Linked DNA regions of Mus musculus: regions 2 and 3 are each linked to region 1. Evidence: chromatin loops called from intact Hi-C (ENCODE). Cell type or tissue: gastrocnemius. All regions are shown on one strand. Region 1 has its middle 90 kb from the start of Gm25222. Region 2 overlaps Kcnab1 (potassium voltage-gated channel, shaker-related subfamily, beta member 1). Region 3 overlaps Kcnab1 (potassium voltage-gated channel, shaker-related subfamily, beta member 1).

Region 1 (2,500 bases):
CTTTAACCACCAGGTTATTCCTTCTTTTCTATCACATTTATTATAATATTCCTCCAGTTATATTTTTAATTGGGTTGTAAGAAAGTAGACGTCAATGGGGTTTCTTATCTACCTTCCTTTTAATTAACCCTCTACCTGCACATCTCGATTTTCCCTGGACTTCTGTTGTTCTTCCTGTATAAGCTTCCCCATGCCCAGTATTCCACTTCTCTACTTTCTTTTCATCTGAAACCCTCCTTTAACATGGCTCTTTCCCAGAGGTTCTTTTCTGGCTTCCCAGATATATGCTTCAAGTTTAACACACACAGGGAAAACAGGTTGCATTTGTCTTTCTGCACTTGAGATACCGTATTCAGTATGTTTCCTTTGTTGTTATTGTTTTATCCATTTACCTGCAAATTTCAGGATTTCATTTTTCCTTACAGTTGAGTAATATTTCATTGTGTATATGTGCCTCATTTCTCTTATTCAGTCACCCGTGGATAGATATATTGATTGCACTTCTAAACTATTGTAGAGTGTCAATGGAGTAGAATCAGCAGTTGTTATTTTGCCAAATGGCAATGCTCTCAAATTGTCTTCTAAATATGTATAGTTACACTTATAAACCTGTGCCATTTTCAGACTGGACAGAGACGCTTCTTGTTGCAGAGAATAGTGGTCTATGAAGAGATGCATAATTTGTGAAAGCACTGAAAATAAGAGATGGGATGTTTAATCTGAATGGGATATCTCTATTAGCCCCTGTTCCTGCCAACACTCAAAGAACATTGTGGAAGAGAAGGCAGAAAGAATGGGAAAGACAGAGGTTGGGGAAGAGTGCTGGGAAAGGTTTCTGCCCATGCTATTGTACTCATGAACTCACGGCAGCCAAGGTTGTCTGCACAAGACCTGCATAAGAGCAAGCCAACCAAACCCCAGCTTAGCTGGAGGAGGAGCTCTCAACACCTTACTTCTTACTGAGAAGCCACTGTTCGTCCATAGCTGCTCAGAGGGGCAAAACCATTCTTTTATGAGCTGTGTTTTATGTTCTGTATTTTGTGTTTTCTTTTGTTTTGTTTTTACAACTAAGAAGGTGTTTCATGATCCAGTGCATGGCTCCATATGCATGTCCATATGTGTAGCACTAATTGGATCCAGAGAGTAGTAGACAAAGGGAAAAAAGGTGGGGGGAGGGAGATGAGTTTGGGAGGGGACATGTTGAAGGAAATATAGAAGGAGTTGAAAGATAGAAATTCAGAGAGTAGATATGATATTATTGTATTGTTTATGTGTATGAAATTCCCTAGAATCAAAAATCTTAAAAATTAAAATTAAAATAATAAAACTTCTAACTGGGTTAGGCTACAATAAATCTGCTACGGCAACTGGGCTTCCAAGAGGATGCCAGACATAATGTTAGCTTTTTTTTTCTCACTATGAAAAATGTCCTGTTGACACAATCAGGTAACGCTATTGATTCTGATGAAAAGCAGCCTGCTAGCTTCATTACAAGGAATGAAAAAGCTTCCTTTTCTTTGTGAAATAGCACACCCTACTGACATCCACAAGCACTGAAGGGAAATTCAGAAGTGTTTGGTAGGGGAGGCAGTGGAAACAATCTTTTGGTCTATGGTTGCTCCATTGTCAAGAAAACCAGGTTCCAAAATACCTGTTGTGTTCAGAGGAGCAACTTCCACATGAGAAAATATGGTTCATGTAACTCAGTCTTACTCTTAAGCTTTGAATCTGATATTTTCATCAAGGCAGCCTTTACCCTAGAAAATCACAGTGGAAATTTCAAAACAAATTGGAATTTCAGCTCTCAATATTCTGAGCTGCAATCATACTCAGGTTCTGGGGCATTTCTTATTTAAAGTGACACTGCCAAGCCGTATTTGTTTTAGAATGTCCGTTCCATTCCCTAGGCAATAAGCACGTGGTTCAGCACTGAACAGGCCACTTTGCTCTGCCTTTCAGGTCCACTACCAGCAGCCTATTCAGATTTTAAATCACATACATTCCCAGCCTCATCCATCTCAGTGCCATCTCTGTCCCTCCAGAAATGTTGCAGGAGAGACACAGCCTGAGGCTCAGGGAAATCAGCACAGGCCCCAGGACTGACCCAAATTAGACCAGCCTAAAATAAATCATGTCAGCGTGTCTTAATATGACTCCTGCACAGGCAGTATTTTCTAGGCTATTGTTTTGTAGACGTGGCCATAGCTCCTTTAAGCAGGTTGGAATGTGCCAAGCATCCCATGGAAAGAACAGGCCATGGGAACATGTAAAGAAATGTACGAAATATGAGGGTACAAGGAAGACAATGGTGAGTTCTATTTTAATACAAAATAAATACTTTTCCCCAGTACCTCAGCCCTGCAATCTTATGGAAAGCAGAACAGATTACCTTCCTGGTGCCTTCTATAAGCCCTCAGTGTAAATGCTATTTTCCCATAAGGGTTTGTTCCTTTTGTTTTATAGAGTAGGAGGCTATAAGAGAAGAAAGGGGGAGAGGCTG
Region 2 (2,500 bases), 240 kb before region 1:
AGAATCTGGCTTCCATCTCTGCCGTACGGATTGTGTTTTGCTGTGAGTTACTACTGTCTGGTGATGGTGTCTGAGCAATCCAACAAGGTTTAGAACGTGGAGATGATAAAAGTGCCTTGGCTTGAAGGCTTGAGAAGGGCAACTGCTCAGTGAAGCATCAAAATCAATCTGGGAGAGGCTGGAAATCAGAGCAGAGAGCTTAGTCTTGGAATGCTTATCGATCAGTGAGGCAAAGGGTGGTTCTGATGCTCAAAGGATAAGCAATGAGTTGAATCGTGTGTTTGACATCCCTTGCAGGCTAATGGCATAAAACCTGAGTTTGGGATGGTGGCCATAGCCTGTATAAACTCCCTACAACTGGTATGGGACTCTGGGTAGCTGAATTTCAGAAGTGAGAGCAAACTGAATGTATAGTCAGCCCTGACAGGACTTCAGACAAGATATATAAATTCTCTGAAGTTTCCAAATCAACTCAGTATGGCTTGTGGCTTCTCCCAGTTCTCACAGAAGCACAGGAGAAACCTGGGCTTAGTTGGGTTCAGCAGTGAATTCTATCAAGTGCTAGAGGGAGAACTCACACATGGCTGGTGCAAACCTCCAGAATACAGAAAACAGAAGCATTCTCAGCGCCCCCCCCCCAACAACAGCGAGGTAATTATATTAGACAAGGACACCGTGAGAAAAGAAATTTGCTGCCAATGTCATTTACGAAAACAGATGTCAAGGTAAAGAGCAACGTATTAACAAATAAGGTCTAACAAAAAATGAAAAGGCTAATGTATCAGATTTCTGTCAGGAGCGTGGGGATGCTTTTATATTTGATAACAAGGGGGAACATCCTATGCCTGTATTAACTGCTGAAGCCGTTGCTCAAACATACATTTTTTAAAGTTAGCAATTTAGGAATATCTTCTCTTTTTAAAAATTGCATTTATTGAGTGTGTATGTATGTGCATGTATGTCTGCATACATATACAGAGAACAGCTCTCTGCCATATGGGACCTAGGATCAAACTCATATTATCAGATTTGGCAGCAAGGGCTTTTAACCTCCCTGGCCCCTGTCTAGGAATACAGGAACTTCCCTAATGAGATAATGACACCTCCAAATTAATATCAGTACACTGCTGAAAATGTTCCTTTAGAGAATAGGGGCAAGAAAAGGAAGCCTATGGTTGTGACTATATCCACAGATGGACTGATTGAGCCTGTATAGTAAAGCTATATAGGGAAGGTATATCAATCAGAAATGAGCCAATTAAACCATAAAATTAAATGCAGAAGTCTTTCTAAAATAAGCGACTTCCCAAATCAGTTTGGGTTGAAACACTTGTTTCACAATAGGACACAAATTATTTTATCTATCTATCTATCTATCTATCTATCTATCTATCTATCTATCTATCTATCTATTTTGATGTTTTGAGAGAAAGTCTCATTATGTGGTCTTAGCTGGCCTAGAAGTCTCTATACAGAGCAGACTGTATAGAGATGGGCTGTATTGAGCCCACAGAGATCTGTCCTGCCTGTCTTTCCAAGTGCAGCCATTAGAGGCATGCTTCTCCATGCCTGGTATATAAGAGAATACATATTATATGCAGGATTTTAAAAACTCTTCTGGGGAGATTTTTGTCAAGTTATGTAACAAATAACTATAAGTTTGCTTCTCAAATGCTGCTCTAGCCTCTGAAGACAGCAATGACAAGAACAAAAAAGAAGACATTTTCATTTTGGTTAGAGAAACCAACAATAAGCAAGAAATCAAAGCATACCCTGTACAGACATGCAGTATGATAGTTAGACATGCCATTTGATAGTACAGACATGCAGTATGATAGTTAGACATGCCATTTGATAGCATTTTGGTCAACGGTGGACCATATACACAATGTTGGTACCGTAAAGTATAGAACATCGTGACATCATAGCTAGTTTGGTTTGTATAAAAACTCTGTGATGCTCACACAATGATAAACATACTGAACAATGTATTTCTTTTTTTTCCATTTTTATTAGGTATTTAGCTCATTTACATTTCCAATGCTATACCAAAAGTCCCCCATAGCCACCCACCCCCACTCCCCGAACAATGTATTTCTAAGGAAATGTCCTGACTGTTACGTAGCACATGACTGTCATTTCAAGTGACAAAACAGAATGGGGCTGGAGAGTATTGAGAGAGAAAGATGACTTTAGAAGATGGAAAGGAGATCTTTTCTGAGGAGGAGTATATGAGTGAGCCATGTCTGAAGAATTCAGGTTATATGCCAAGACCATAGCCCTTTCTTTCGTTAAACTAATTGACCTACTTCTTTGAAAATAGTGGGCCCATCCCTCAATCATAAAGCACTTCAATAATGTGGTTTTATATCCAGTGATCATAAGAATTCTTTAAAAAATTGGAATAATTTTAATGACTTGTAAGTAATTGGGGATTTACAAACCATAAAATGATCCTTTGATGCTTGCTCTCATCTCCCATGTCCTATCATCTCATGGA
Region 3 (2,500 bases), 370 kb before region 1:
GAAGCTCTATGGAGTCAGGGCTAGGATTGTGTCACTTCCCGTCATGTATTATGTTGAAGCATTGAAACAAGCTAACCGTACAAAGCATGGGAGAACAGCATCTTAGGATGATGGAACAGCATGGGGAGGCCCCGAAAGCAGGACCATGAATTCCAGTGATTGAAATGAAGTTAGGTAGCAGAAGCCCAGCAAGAAAAGACAGGATTGAGATAAAGTTGCCAGAGGACAACAAACCAAACTGTATGGGCTAAGAGGTAGATGGGGTTGTTGCCATTTTTAGGTGAGGGAGACATCCTGTCGTCGGAGTTTGTGTCTCAGAATGCCATCCCTGTCTATGTTGTGAAGAATCAGTGAAAGAGGAAGCCTCTGGGAGCAATCTGCCATGATGCAAGAGTGACCCGGAGGGGGGTTTTGGTAATTAAGACTGAGTGTGGTACAGAGTGGGCGGGAAGGAATCAAGGTCTCCTCCCAGATCCCTGACTGTCCACAGCGAGGAGGGCAGGGGTAGAAAACCTATTTTGGATGTGAGGAACTGGAGGGTATGTGGAGCTGGTGTGGGTGAATCCCTGGGTTAATGAATGGCCACGGTGGGACCCTGCTGTGTGAAGAAGTGCAGCTTACTCCCTGTGCTAAGTCAGAGAGAGCAGTGGAAGTCTGAAGAGAAAAAGAGAAGGGTTTTCATTGCCAGCATGCAGTCAGAGAGAGGACCCTGTGCGGTCAGTCAGCTGACTGACCAGGAGCCAGAGGGGAGGGACAATTTAGAGCCAAGAACAGAGGGTACTTCAAGAAGGAGGCCCACAGGATGGAACACAAGGAACAATCACGTCAGAGGCTGCAGAAGTGTCTGCCACACACACACACACACACACACACACACACACACACACACACACATCCTGCAGAGCATGACGAGAGCCATTTTAGTGTCACTGAAAGACCAAGGCCAAGGTGTCGTGAGGGAAGAATGGAGGGCAGGCAGGTTTGGAGACAACTTGCACAAATTCTTTCAGCAGGTTTTCAAAGGAAAGAAGCACAGAAAATAATAATCCAAGGAATGCCAGGAGAGTTCTTTTTATAGATGGAGAGGTGAGAGACTGTCTGGGTACCATTGAGGATGACCTAGCAGGAGGGTATCCCAGATGAGACCCACTGTGAGACTGGGAAGGGAGGAGAGAGAACACTGGGCTCAGAGGGAGGAGGCAGGTGCTTGGGGCTGGGGACCCCCACCAAGGACAGGGTCCAGCTGGGTTTGTGGAACTCAGTGGTAGACTTGTTTGATGCTATCTTCTCGATGGACTACAACACAGTGTAAAGGATGTGGGTGTGAGAGGTGAGTCAGAGGCACATGGCTTTACTTGCTGGCCACACCCTCTCTCTGTTGTATGTCGCTCTGAAGAAAGGGCAGGGAGAAAGGGGGGGGAGGTACCTGGAGTTCTTGTCTGTGGAGGAGGTTATTTTAAAAGAAAGTCACCTGAATTTAGCTAACAAACAGGAAATCACCTTATTGGTGACTTAGGTGGGATTTTTACATGGTTTTTACATAGTACTAACTTGTGGACACTAGAGGGCAGCATTGTTGAAAGAAAAAAAATCCCGCCACATTGTTTTACTTGTAAATTATGGAAATTCATTTTATTTATCTATTTTGACCTTGATAGAGAAATCTAAGTGTAAGATTTTAAAATAAAAGTGATCATATTATTTGCTTATGTATGTATGTATATATGTGTGTTTGTGCCTGTGCCATAGTAGCTGGTGAAGGTCATAGGTCAGTTCTCCCTTTCCACCACATATGAGTCCTATGGATGGAACTTGCAGTAAGAACCTTTATTTACTGAGCCATCTTGACAGCTCACAGAATGCAGTTAAAGGACAATAGAATGAATATTCAAGGTGCTACGTTCATACTCTGAGAAAGAACACTCAGAAATGTGGTAAAGTCTGCCTGTCCAGGACTGATCCTGGCTCTCCCTGTCAGGCTGGGGCGCTGGCATGAATATCTTAGAAACTTGGCCTAGTTGATTCTCATACACAGCCTGGGGTAAGAAGCCCTTTACTTGTAGCTCTGGTCCCTAAGTGCAGCGTCTAGGCAACAGCTGTGTAGCAGCCGGGGACTTACTACAAATGTACAGCCTGGAGTCCTGCCTTGAGACCTGCTTTGAGTCCTGCTTTGAGGGGACTGCAAGTCATGTGGCAGAGTCCACATGAACTCTGCCCCCTGAACTTTGAGGACCACTCACTGTGTGCTTCCCAAGCAGGCCATCTCAAGGGCGAAGTTCTCCATGCTCCTCTTCCACGGTCTTCTCCCCAATGCTTTATGTAACCTTCGCTTTAGCTATTTGCCTCAGTTCTTATGCAAGTGGAGAGTAAGGTGAACACACGTACACACCCATACACTGACATGCGTCAGATCGCCTGAAGAAGCTGCAGAAAGACCTAGTTCTGAATCTCAGCTTCCTTTAATGAGACTTTATGCCCCGTCTCTTCTTCCCATTTTCTT

The links. Hi-C counts contacts between places; a loop is a spot of excess contacts. Peaks named below come from ENCODE experiments on the same cell type or tissue, not always from the same donor. Only the 100,000 strongest peaks of a DNase experiment are listed, where the experiment ranks them.
Region 2: a loop joins it to region 1, with 2.3 times the contacts of the local background. A loop is called at or near these places in 5 of 42 quality-filtered maps.
Region 3: a loop joins it to region 1, with 3 times the contacts of the local background. A loop is called at or near these places in 14 of 42 quality-filtered maps.

The regions. Positions count from the first base shown.
Region 1 is chr3:64,983,586-64,986,085 of GRCm38, reverse strand. It overlaps a transcript of Kcnab1 not described here. Among named protein-coding and RNA genes, the nearest start is that of Gm25222, 90 kb to the right of the region's middle. In gastrocnemius, a CTCF peak has its summit at 1,534; no DNase peak of the experiment used is centred here; H3K4me3 peaks cover 599 bases; H3K27ac peaks cover 986 bases.
Region 2 is chr3:65,219,517-65,222,016 of GRCm38, reverse strand. The region is part of intron 1 of Kcnab1 (potassium voltage-gated channel, shaker-related subfamily, beta member 1); the gene reads right to left. All of the region lies in intron 3 of A330015K06Rik (RIKEN cDNA A330015K06 gene), which reads left to right. Among named protein-coding and RNA genes, the nearest start is that of Gm52605, 55 kb to the left of the region's middle. In gastrocnemius, a CTCF peak has its summit at 1,539; no DNase peak of the experiment used is centred here.
Region 3 is chr3:65,351,741-65,354,240 of GRCm38, reverse strand. All of the region lies in intron 8 of Kcnab1 (potassium voltage-gated channel, shaker-related subfamily, beta member 1), which reads right to left. Among named protein-coding and RNA genes, the nearest start is that of A730090N16Rik, 3.6 kb to the right of the region's middle. In gastrocnemius, a CTCF peak has its summit at 1,555 (motif pointing right); DNase peaks (open chromatin) are centred at 1,263 and 1,534; H3K27ac peaks cover 537 bases.